Linked DNA regions of Homo sapiens: region 1 is linked to region 2. Evidence: chromatin contacts called from ENCODE Hi-C data. All regions are on one chromosome and are shown on one strand. The core of a region is the stretch at or near the end of the contact, and the rest is flanking DNA. Distances in the headings are between cores, read along the strand shown. Region 1 holds the start of LIPT1 (lipoyltransferase 1). Region 2 holds the start of NCAPH (non-SMC condensin I complex subunit H).

Region 1 (6,145 bases), core at 163-2,662, 2.8 Mb after region 2:
CAAGAAACTAGGAAAAAAAACCAAAGTTGTACCATCTCAGATTTCAGAGAAAGGGAATTTAGAAGGAAGTAATATAAGCAAAGAGCAACAATATTCTGTGACTGTTTTTAATAATAACTAGGAAAATTCCTAGTGCAGTTAACTCTGAACAAAATTCATTCCCACCTGCATAATACAAGATAGACTTACTCAGAGTGACCTTGGTAAAAGGTGTGATAATAAAGAAAGGAGGTGTCATTATGTCTTCATTGTAGCTTTATATGAAGCCCTGGTCATTTACCGTATCAGCATCAGCAAACTGAACACTGAATGATTCTTACTCCAAGAGGCAAGTCTTAGTGGTTTCTATTTTAACTGAAGGAGAGATTAATTTCTGTGCAAGGTTGAAAAAGGTGACCACAAATTCTTTGGGCTTCTTTCATCAAGAGGTGAAGTCCATTACCCCACGCCTTAACTCTGGGCTGGCTTTGTTGTTGTTTTGGCCAATAGAATATGGCTGAGGCGCTGCTTCCAAGATTAGGCCTGAATTGAGATGCCCTAGCAGCCAGGCAGCACCTGCCAGAGCATGAATAAGGCTATCTTGGACCGCCCAGCGTAGCCAACCTGTGCTGAATGAAGCCACATGAATATGCCCAGGAGAAACTAGCAGAAGAATCACCCACCTTGCCCACGTTAGAGATATAAACCACTATTTGAGGCAGTTTGTTATGCAGCAAAACTTAGCCGAAACTATTACCTTGCTACCTTGACTGCTGGTGTAATTTCCCATCTCATGGAGTCACAGAGTTTTCTTGCCAACTGCAGTGAGTTGGCAAATGGGAATGATCAGTAGCCTCAGTGTGTTTTCTGATCCACTCCATCCTGTATTATCATCTGCGAATACCGTTTTTCCTTTAAATGCAATGTGTCTTTCAAAGCTGACTTGAATTTCTCACCTTTCGAGTTACCTGCCATTTGGACTCACTTATTTGGAGGAGATATGTAAAGACCCAGCGTAATACCTGTATGCTCAATAAAAAGTATTTGCTGGTACTCCTTCCTGCCCGTCGTGTGACCTGACTGCTCTGGGCTTCTGGGGGCTCCCCCTAAACTCGCTCCACGAAATGACCCCTCCAACCTGGCACGCCCGCTCTCCTACCTTCGCCCAGGGCTGGCCGTTATCTCTGTGCTGTCACGCGGGGAAGTCCCATCTGAACTGGGGCCTTATGACCTTCGGTACTTTTATTCGAACGTAGCCTGCGTCCCTGCCTGGAACCTGGTTCCCGCCCTGAAGGACCCTTACTTAGCACTCCTGCGGGCTGCCGGGACCCCACGGCTCCGCAGGCGGAGAGACTAGGCGCGATCCCTGCGCGCCCCTCCTTCTCTTGCGCTTCAGGGGGCCGGCCCTCAGGGGGCGGGGCAGCATCGCGCGCAAGGCCTGCCGGTTGCTCGGGGTCGTATGACGCACTTTTCCAGCTCGAGCCCTCACGAGGCCGTGGGTACGACCGGAAGCCGCAGGTGGGTGAAGCGGAAACGCTTCAAACCGGGATGTTGCGGGCCGTAGCGCGTGGGCGGCCGTGGGGTCTTGGGCGCGCGCGGTGTTTCTGGCGGTGGGTCAGGACTTGCGGGTCGCCTCCGCCGGTGTTGAAGCCTCTTGTGTGCACACTTTCTCCTCAGCACTTGGGACGACCTAATTTCACTGTTAGGAACGGTTGATCCCGAACACAGGAGGGAGGGTAAATATCGTAAAACATGTTGGACGCTAGCTGTGTGCACGCCCCCTGGGAGCCAAAAGGGCGAAGTAAAACATGCACACGACCGTAATGAGATTCTGAGTAAGTTGTATATCATTAGAGAGGGGACAAAATAATAGGGTCTTGGCGAGGTCTTATGAAGAAGCTGCGCCTGCCTAGAAAGATAGATGGGATTGTGCTGTTTTCGCTTTCAGTTCAGTGATGGGGAGCCGTGTTTGGCAGTGCAGAGGTAGCGAAGTGTCCCAAGAACATGGAAGGTAAGGAAGTCTTCCGAGGAAAAACTTCAAAAAATTAGTCATTAAAGGGTGAGAGTAGAAAGATTCAAAGTGATTTTGAAGGAACAAAATTTAACCAGAACTTCAAAGGCTTGACACTATCCCAACGACTGTGAAATATCCTGAAATACCGTGCATTACTCAGTCGGGGTCTGATCCGCTACTGGAGCATAGAATAAAAAAAGAGGGGCACACCTGTGCCAGATGAATCCACGCCTTCTCTAGGGGAGAGAGGGTATCCCGGCTTAAGAGCAGGGGCTCTCCTGAGTTAAGGAAGTGTCTTCCCCAGAGCCCATTCCGTCAGACGTTCATATCATGTAACTCAGTCCTTTTCTGATTATGTATTCACCAAGCAAACTTAAGAGTTGGCTTGTCACCAGACCTACAGTGAATAATTGCACAGGCTCATCTGAATATCTGATAGATGGTCTATAGTTCTCTTTGTAAATCAATAAGCTGGCAGTCAGGGATTTTTGGACATCCCTTTGTTTTCACTTTTTCTCACTCTGTGTGATTTTTTCTTATCTTTCGGGGTTCAACTGAAATGTCACATCCTCACTGAGGTCTGTTTATTGGTTTACGTGTTCAGGTGCTTAGAACAGCTTCTTGCATCTTTTCTCACATGATGCCTTTTTAATGAGGCTTAGCCTAACAACCCTATTTAAAATTGCAATGTAAGTTTTCTCACATACACAGTTACAATCCTCCCTTTATCAGCTCTACATTTTTTTTTAATAGACTGAATCTCGCTCTGTTGCCCAGCCCATCTCGGCCCACTGAAACCTCCACCTCCCGGGTTCAAGCGATTCTCCTGCCTCAGCCTCCCGAGTAGCTGAGATTACAGGCGCCTGCCACCACGCCCAGGTAATTTTTGTATTTTTGGTAGAGACGGGGTTTCACCATGTTGGCCAGGCTGGTCTCAAACTCCTGACCTCAGGTGATCTGTCCACCTTGGCCTCCCAAAGTGCTGGGATTACAGGTGTGAACCACCTCGCCCGGCCATCTACTTTTTTTAATAGCCCTCCTTATCACCTTTATTCATTTGACTCACTGATGATTCCCAAGTGCTAAGAACAATGTCTGTCATGTAATTGATGAAAACTTTGTTGAATTAATACCTTTGTTGTGTTTTATTCACACTGTATATACAATACCTGGATGAAGAGAGATATTTTTAGCACTATTAAAATACATGCATTGGCTCAATACATGAATTGGATCAATTCTGGAACCCTAACAAGATCACATTTTTGACCAAAGTCAATATCTTGGACTATAGTTAATTTATCAAGGTAAATGCCACTTTGATGTGTCTTGGTTAGGAATCTTTGTTCACTTGAGGGAATACATGGTATATGATAGGAACAGTAAGCACAGAATAGAGATGGGAAAGGGAGAACCCTGTCATAACAGTTAACATTTCATATTTGCCAAACATGAATGGCTTATGCATATTAACACATTTAATTCTCTCAACCATTTTATGACGTCTGAGGCCACTGAAGCAGCTAGAGGTTAAACCACTTCCCTAAAGTCATTAGTAAGTGGCAGAGCCAGGATTAAAAATTTAAGTCCTTAACTACTTTGCCATCCTGCCACACTCTGCACATGCAGACAAGAGTAAGAGCCTTAATCTTGGGAAAAGATATTTCACAAGATCTTTGACAATTTCCATATCCACAGACACCATCCAGCTTATTAGTGACCACCACTCCTATTTGTTACTTTCTCCTTTAAGGCTGCCCCTACCTGAACTCTGGATCCCAGTACCATCACTTTCTCAAGGACCTCCCTTCTCCAGTGTTGCCCTCTCTTGACTCCCCTACCAGCATCTAAACATGCTCAGATCTATTGCATCTTAAGTCCTCTCCTAACTCCACATTCCTTTCTACCTACTGCCCTAGCTTTTCCACTTCACAACTAGAATACCCTCATTGTATCCACCTTGGGCCTCCTATTTACTCAGTACATCTGGTTCTTACCAAGATCACTGATAACCTTCTTGATACTGTTTAATAGATCCTTTTCAACCCTCATCTTATTTGCTCAATCTTTGGCATTTGGCACTGTTGACCATCTTGTCTCCTTGAAGCTTCCATAATAGCATATTTAAAATTTTTCTGCCTTTTCTTCTATCCTCAGCTTCCTTTGGGAGCTCTCCCTCCTTCTTCTGTATGTCCGTTAAATGTTGCTGCTCTTCAGTCTTATGTCGCAGGCCCTTAAATCTTCTCACTGAACCACCTTCCTGTGGCCTCAGTTACCATCCATTGAGCTCTGTGCCGTTGGCCGCTAGTTCAACAGTCAAAATGAACCAATTATCTTAACCCCATACTTCCTCTTCCTATAAAATCTGTCCTAGGAAATTTCACCTCTTTGCCAGGCCAGAAATCAGGGCATAATATTAATAAAATAGTTAGCACATATTGTGTACTTTCTTCAGTGCCAGGCACTCTTCTAACCACTTTATATGTATTAGCTCATCAGACTCAGCCTGATAATATGAGATGAGTCCTGTCATTATCCACATATTAGATAACAAATCTGAGACATAGAAAAGTAATCTGCCTTAGGTCATTCAACTGATAAAGGATAGAGTTGGGATTTGAATGAGGGCACTCTGGTTTGAGCTTGTAATCATTATATCATAAAGGACATGATGCTTGACTTCTCTTTCTCTCACCCTAATTCAACCTATTGCCAAGTATTGTACATTCTCCATGCTTAAAATCTCTAGGCGGTGTCCCTGAAGTATAAATCCAAAGCCTTCATGCCTGTAATCCGAGTGCTTTAGGAGGCCAAGGCAGGAGGACTGCTTGAGCCCAGGAGTTTGAGACCAGCCTGGACAACAAAGTGAGATTCATCTCTACAAAAAAAAAAAAAAAAAAAAAATAGCCAGGCGTGGTGGCACATGCTGGCTAAAGGGGGAGGATTGCTTGAGCCCAGGAGGTCGGGGCTGCAGTGAGCCGTGATCACACCACTGCACTCCATCCTGGGCAATAAAGTTCAAGCATTTCACTTGGATTTAAGGTTCTTTATAATCTAACATCTACTTCTCTTGCCTTCTTATTAACTCCCCATTCTTGTATTCCTAATAACCAGCCAGTAGAATTAAATTATTTGCATGGGTCCTATCTCCTTTTCCACTAAGCTGTTGCACATTGTTAGAATTCTTTTCTTTATCCCTTTTATGTCTCAGCTTCAATGTCACATCCACTAATTAGAGCATTAGATGGCGCTCTACTGTACTTAACACCTATCACAGCATTTAGGACACTGTATTTTAATTATTGCCTTACTTGTTTTTTAGTATCTCCCACTAGATTGTGGAGGTACTTGTTTCTTGAAGGCAAGGACAGGTTCACCTTCTTTTCTTTTTTTTTCTTTTAGACGGAGTCTTGCTCTGTCGCCCAGGCTGGAGTGTAGTGGCACGATCTCGGCTCACTGCAAGCTCCGCCTCCCGGGTTCACACCACTCTTCTGCCTCAGCCTCCAGAGCTGCTGGGACTACAGGCGCCCGCCACCATGCCCGGCTAATTTTTTGTATTTTTAGTAGAGACGGGGTTTCACTGTGTTAGCCAGGATGGTCTCAATCTCCTGACCTCGTGATCCGCCTGCCTCGGCCTCCCAGAGCTGCTGGTACTACAGGCACCTGCCACCATGCCCGGCTAATTTTTTGTATTTTTAGTAGAGACGGGGTTTCACTGTGTTAGCCAGGATGGTCTCGATCTCCTGACCTCGTGATCCGCCTGCCTCGGCCTCCCAGAGTCCTGGGATTACAGGCATGAGCCACTGCGCCCGGCCAGTTCACCTTCTTAATGTCACTCATATCCATCCCCTTCTCTCTCTCTCTCTCTCCTACCGTACTTTAGGCCCTCATTATCTCTAGCATGGACAACTGCCTTAGTCCATTAACTGTTCCCCCTGTCCCTAGTCCATCCTTTATTTAATCCATACTCAACCCTGCAGAGGCAGATTCGTATAACAGCTGAGTTAACACTTCCTGCTTAACACTTCAGTGGATCTTAGCTGCCTTTTAAAAAGTCCAAATATTTTGGTTCATTACATGAATTTATCTCCTCCCATTTTCTATCTCCTTATTACCTTGTACCTAGTAGGAACTCCATAAATACTTGTTGAA
Region 2 (6,348 bases), core at 6-2,505:
TGAGATCGTGCCATTGCACTCCAGCCTGGGCAACAAAGCAAGACTCTGTCTCAAAAAAAAAAAAAAAAAAAGTGGTTTTCAACAAAGGGTGGCACTTTTTGATTGCCAAAATGAGCGACAGCACTGATGGCATTTAGTGGGCAAATGATGTTACGGGGGCTTAAGAGCCCACAAAGAGGGCAAACATCCTATCATGCCAAGGATTGTTTCACCCTGAATGCCAACAGTGCCCTTGAAGAGAAACACTGTAAAAGATGCCAGATATGAGAGTTACAAGAAATTCTAGGATGTGCTGGGGATATTCCAGGGAATCACCCTGGCCTTTACTCCCATAATTCAATCCTTAGGGTTAGATGAAACTGAGGGGACAGATGGCATTTTATGCTTATTTCGCTTTTTCGACCTTTATTTATTTTTTGAAGGGTGGGGGGTGTTCACAGGAAGCTATTCACAAGAATCTGAATAAAACGATGGCCTTCATCTTACACTATATTAAATGTACATTTTGTACTATATTTAATGTATACATAGCATTTCTGCATCAGTTCTTCCCCACCTGGACCGCTCCTCATTCCCACGTAGGCTCCCGCTCCCCTCCGTCCCTCTTCCCGGAGGTTTTCAGCGTTTTGCTGCCCACACAGCACAGATCTCTAAGGGAAATAAACCTCGTTTTCTCGATCATCTGCCTCCCCATTATAAAGTAAATTCCACGGGCTGAGCGCGGTGGCTCACGCCTGTAATCCCAGCACTTCGGGAGGCCGAGGTGGGCGGATCACCTGAGGTCAGGAGTTCGAGACCAGCCTGGCCAACATGGTGAAACCCCGTCTCTACTAAAAACACAAAAATTGGCCAGGCGTGGTGGCAGGCGCCTGTAATCCCAGCTACTCGGGAGGCTGAGGCAGGAGAATCGCTTTAACCCAGGAGGCGGAGGTTGCAGTGAGCCAAGATCGCGCCACTGCACTCCAGTCTGGGGGACAAGAGCTAGACTTCGTCCCAAAAAAAAAAAAAAAAGAAAGTAAATTCCACGAAAGACGGGCCTTGCTCACCCTGCTCGACGCTGGGTTCCCAAGCCCAGTCCTGCACCTAGTCCTCGAAGGAGGGGGTTTTCATACTATTTCAGGGGGTCCACCGACCCCAAGAAGCCCAATCAGACGGGGTCCTCAACCCAAAACTCACTCTGACGCCGCCCGCGGAGGCCCGAGGTGGTCTGCGCAGGCGCGCTGCTGGCCCGGCCCGCCGGCGACGTCACGCGGCCGTTACGGCGCTCAGGCGTCTCGACGCGCGCGATTTAAAACCAGCTCAGGAGACGCCAAGGAAAGATGGGACCTCCCGGCCCAGGTGAGCCGGGCGGTCGGGAGGCGCGGCGGGAAGGGCCCCTAGCGAAGCAGTACTTCGGGCGGGCAGGGCTGGCGGGCTGGCCTGGGCGGGGAGAGAGGATATGCTCAGCTCGGGTCTTGGCCCTGCGGCTGACAGCAGAGGCCGGTGCGGGGGGAGGGGAGGGCCGGCGCGGGGCGGGCGGACCTTGTGCGCTCAGCCAATCAGAAAGCGGCTTCGGCCGGAGTCGGAGAGCGCGCGGGCCCTGCCTCACACTCCTCAGTTCCCGGGCGGGCGGTGGGGCGGCCTCCTCCTTGGGCTCCTAAAGCGTGCTCGGTGTCTCTCCATTAAAATGGTGGTTTTCCTGGAATAGACGTTATTTTCAGGGCTTTGGAAGCGATGTGGTTACCGTTGTATGCTTAGCATGCATGCATTTATTTTTGCATCTATTCAAAAGTACTGAGCTCTCCCGTTGGGCGAACAAAATTGATAATATCTCTATACTGTTGGAGTTGGGGAGACAGACAGTAAACAAAAGAAATAATTACACATGAGGCTGAGTGCTGTGATTGAGTATAGCAGAGTAGGGGTGGCTCCGCCAGGGGTTCAGGGAAGATCTTTAGGCAGATACTAGGGAACGTGTTTCAGGCAGAAGGAGCAAGTACAAAAATGAGGCAGGGAAGAGCCTGGCCTGGCCTAGGACCTGACCAGAACATTGTGACCAAGCTTAGTGAGGCCTGACACGTAGGCAGGGTCTGGAGGCCTTGGGTAAGAGATTTGGAAATTGAGTTACATTTTGGACATGGTATGTGTGACTTACGGGAGAGACTCAGGTGAAGGGATCTATAATCACTTAGGTGAGAATTTGGCTCTCAGGGGAGTTATATGGACCACTCAGGGAAGTGACCCATGGATTGAGAAATAAATTTGGATACCATTATCATATAGACCATTAGACCATAAAACCATGGGAACAGGTGAGAACACTAGGAAGGCCCTGCACATCTAGGACCAACGTTTAGAAGCTGGATAGAGAAGGATGAGCTGGAAAAACTCAAAAGACAGTGGTATAGGAAGAAGCCAAGAGTGTTTCAACAAGGAAGGGACTGTCAGCTGTTTCAAATGCTGCTGGATTCCAAGAGAAAGGCCAGAAAATGACCATAGGGTTTAGGCAACATGGAAGTTATAGATGATCACGAAAAGATAGTTCTCATGAAGTTGGAATAGGAACCAGACCAGAGTGGGTTGAAAAATGAGTGGGAAATGAGGAAGTAGACATAGGAAGTGTCTTTGAGCTCAGTAACCATCGGTTGAATGAATGGATGCATAATATCAAAGGCAAGGAGAGAAACCACGGAAAGAAGATTTGGAGAATTAAAGCATGCCTCTAATTCCAAGTTTAGTTTCTCTCTTAGACAAGGTTCTCCTTAAGTGCTTCCTATTTCTGTTAAGGTATCCTCTCCAAAGGTCCAGGTTCCTTCCTTAGCCTGTAGCCTACTGTGCTCACATCCAAATACTGTCCTCATAAGTCCTCTTGATTCAGTTTCTAAAAATGTCTCTTGCCTCCTCCCTTCCTATTTTTACTTTGTTGTTTTTTGTTTTTTGTTTTTTTTGAGACGGAGTCTCGCTCTATCGCCCAGGCTGGAGTGCAGTGGTGCAATCTCGGCCCACTGCAAGCTCCGCCTCCTGGGTTCACGCTATTCTCCTGCCTCAGCCTCCCGAGTAGCTGGGACTACAGGCTCCTGCCACCACGCCCAGCTAATTTTTTGTATTTTAGTAGGAACGGGGTTTCACCGTGTTAGTCAGGGTGGTCTCGATCTCCTGACCTTGTGATCTGCCCGCCTCAGCCTCCCAAAGTGCTGGGATTACAGGCATGAGCCACCGCGCCCGGCCTATTATTTTTTAGAGACAGGGTCTTGCTGTGTTGCCCAGGCTGGAGTGCGTGGCTATTGACAGGTGCTGTCCTAGCTCACGGCAGCCTTGCTGAGCGCAAGCAGGCTCAGCTTCCTGAGTAGCTGGAACCACAGATGCCTGGCAAAGTACCCCACTTCTCAATACCACCTATATCTTTCTAATTCACTCTCTGGTTCCCTGACTCCAACAACCCTTTTTTTTTTTCTGAGACAGAGTCTTGCTCTGTCCCCCAGGCTGGAGTGCAGTGGCTTGATCTTGGCTCACTGCAACCTCTGCCTCCCAGGCTCAAGCAATTCTCCTGCCTCAGCCTACCGAGTAGCTGGGATTACAGACATGCGCCACTACACCTTGCTAATTTTTGTATTTTTAGTAGAGACGGGATTTTGCCTTGTTGGCCAGGCTGGTCTCGAACTCCTGACCTCAAGTGATCCTCCCACCTTGGCCTCCAAAGTGCTAGGATTACAGGCATGAGCCCAGCCTTGTTTTTACTTCCTATTTTATTGAAAAAAAAAAAAAAAAAAAAAAGCAAACAAAAAGGAACATCCCCAAGTCTGCCATTGCACCTGCTCCCTGCCTGCATCTGTGCCAGTGCCTCTGTCTTTTCTCCTGTTACTGAGGATGGGCTTTCTGTGCTCTCTACAAAGGCAACCTCTTTGCCTGCTTGAGTACATTGTTCAGCAAATTTTACCTTTTATTTTGGATGGTCACTGTGATAGGCTGAATAACACTTGCCCTAAAGGTGTCCAGAACCTGTGAATATGTTATCTTACGTGGTGAAAGAGACTTTGCTCATGTGATTAAGTTAAGGCTGTTGAGAAGACTATCATGGATCATCTGGGTGGGCCCAGTTTAATCACAGTGGTCCTTGTAAGAGGAAGGTCGTCGGGGTAGAGTGAGAGCAGATGTGATGACAGAACAAGAGGTTAGAGTGATGGGGGGACAGTGAGCCAAGGAATGTAGGCAGCTCTGAAGCTGCAAAAGGCGAGGAACAGATCCTCCTCTCAAAGCCTCCAGAATGAATGTAACCCTCCACAGCTGCAAGAGAACACATAAACGTGTGGGGGTTTTTTTGTTTTTGTTTTTGTTTTTTGAGACGGAGTCTCACTTTGTCACCCAGGCTGTAGTGCAGTGGCGCGATCTCGACTCACAGCAAGCTCCACCTCTTGGGTTCATGCCATTCTTCTGTCTCAGCCTCCCAAGTAGCTGGGACTACAGGCACCCGCCACTGCGCCCGGCTCATTTTTTTGTATTTTTAGTAGAGGTGGGGTTTCACCGTGTTGGCCAGGATGGTCTGGATCTCCTGACCTCATGATCTGCTCGCCTCGGCCTCCCAAAGTGCTGGGATTACAGGTGTGAACCACCGCGCCCAGCCACATGTGTGTTTAAACCGCTAGGTTTGTGGTCATTTGTGACAGCAGCCATAGAAAACTAATACAGTCTCTTTGCTTCATTCTTTCTACCATGCTGAGGTTTTTGTTTGTTTGTTTTGTTTTTTTGTCTTAAAAATTCCTCACTTCCCTTTCAACTCTCACCCTCTCATTTCTCTCCACCCTTTTACAGTAGAAGTCTTTGGGCAGGGCGTGGTGGCTCACGCCTGTAATTCCAGCACTCTGGGAATCCAAGACAGGCAGATCACGAGGTCAGGAGTTCGAGACCAGCCTGGCTAACACTGTGAAACCCCGTCTCTACTAAAAATACAAAAAAGTAGCTGGGCGTGGTGGCGGGCGCCTGTAGTCCCAGCTACTCAGGAGGCTGAGGCAGGAGAATTGCTTGAACCTGGGAGGCGGAGTTGCAATGAGCTGAGATCCCGTCACTGCACTCCAGCCTGGGGGACAAAGCAAGACTCTGTCTCAAAAAAAAAAAAAAAAAAAGAGAAGTCCTTGAACACCTTGTCATCGTTTGCTGTCTCCAGTTTCTCTTCTCCCATCTTCACTTGAACCACTCCAGTTCAGCTTTCTCCCTTACTACTCTAGGAAAACTGTTTTTGTCAAGATCACTAGTAACCCTAGGTTCTAAATCCAATGATCAGTTCTCAGTCCTCATCTACATAGTTTATCACATCCTCCTCCCCTAAAAATACTTTCTTCACCTGGCTTTTAGAATGCCACATTCTCCTGATTTTCTCCCACCTCACTAGTTGCACATTTCCCAGCTCTTTTGCTGGTTTCTCCTTCTTTATTTTTACTTATTTATTTATTTTTTGTGACAGAGTCTCACTCTGTTGCCCCGGCTAGAGTGTAGTGGCGCCATCTCGGCTCACTACAGCCTCCGTCTCCCGGGTTCAAGCGATTTTCCTGCCTCAGCCTCCCAAGTAGCTGAGATTACAGGCGCCCACCACCACGTTCAGCTAATTTTTGTATTTTTAGTAGAGACAGGGTTTCACCATGTTGACCGGGCTGGTCTCGAACTCCTGACCTCATGTGATCTGCCTGCCTCAGCCTCCCAAAGTGCTTTCCTGCTCTTTAAACCTTTAAAGTGTTCCTCTACTCAGTTATTTGGTGATCTCATCCAGTATTATGGCTCTGAATACCCTCTACATGCTGATGACTTCCCAGTGTGTGTATCTCATCTGGAACTTTCCCTAAATTCTGGGATTAGATACCCACCTATCTAACCCAGTAGGATGACTAATACTAATAAGCATCTTTTTTTTTTTTTTTTTTTTTTTTGAGACGGAGTTTCACTCTTGTTGCCTGGGTTGGAGTGCAATGGCACAGTCTTGGCTCAGTGCAACCTCTGTCTCCCGGGTTCAAGCGATTATCTTGCCTCAGCCTCCTGAGTAGCTGGGATTACAGGCGCCCGCCCCCACGTCCAGCTAACTTTTGTATTTTTAGTGGAGACGGGGTTTCACCATATTGGCCAGCTGGTCTCTAACTCCTGACCTCAGGTGATCCACCCACCTCGGCCTCCCAAAGTGTTGGGATTACAGGCATGAGCCACCGTGCCCGGTAGCCCAGGCTGTTTCTTAACTCCTGGCCTCAAGGGATCCTCCCACCTCAGCCACCCAAAGGGTAGGATTACAGGGATGAGCTACCATGTCCGGCCTTTTTTTTTTTTTTTTTTGGTTGTTATCTTTTAAGTTAAGAGACTAAGCTAGTTTTCTTGAAAACTGTCCTGCAT

What was found. Hi-C counts contacts between places; a loop is a spot of excess contacts on that map. Pooled maps may share reads with other maps.
Region 1: a pooled map shows a loop between it and region 2 (3-fold over the local background). The contact joins the promoter of LIPT1 here to the promoter of NCAPH in region 2. A Hi-C loop is called at or near these places in 6 of 50 pooled maps.

The regions. Positions count from the first base shown.
Region 1 is chr2:99,153,555-99,159,699 of GRCh38, forward strand. It overlaps LIPT1 (lipoyltransferase 1), which reads left to right and starts at 1,413. Exons shown (of 2, transcript NM_145199.3): 1 at 1,413-1,497. It overlaps TSGA10 (testis specific 10), which reads right to left and starts at 1,388. Exons shown (of 21, transcript NM_025244.4): 1 at 1,139-1,388. RefSeq lists enhancers at 1,020-1,641, 1,031-1,230, 1,291-1,520, 1,551-1,750, 1,831-1,910 and 1 more.
Region 2 is chr2:96,334,511-96,340,858 of GRCh38, forward strand. It overlaps NCAPH (non-SMC condensin I complex subunit H), which reads left to right and starts at 1,256. Exons shown (of 18, transcript NM_015341.5): 1 at 1,256-1,338. The coding sequence starts at 1,320. RefSeq lists enhancers at 729-1,570, 1,571-2,412 and a silencer at 1,331-1,650.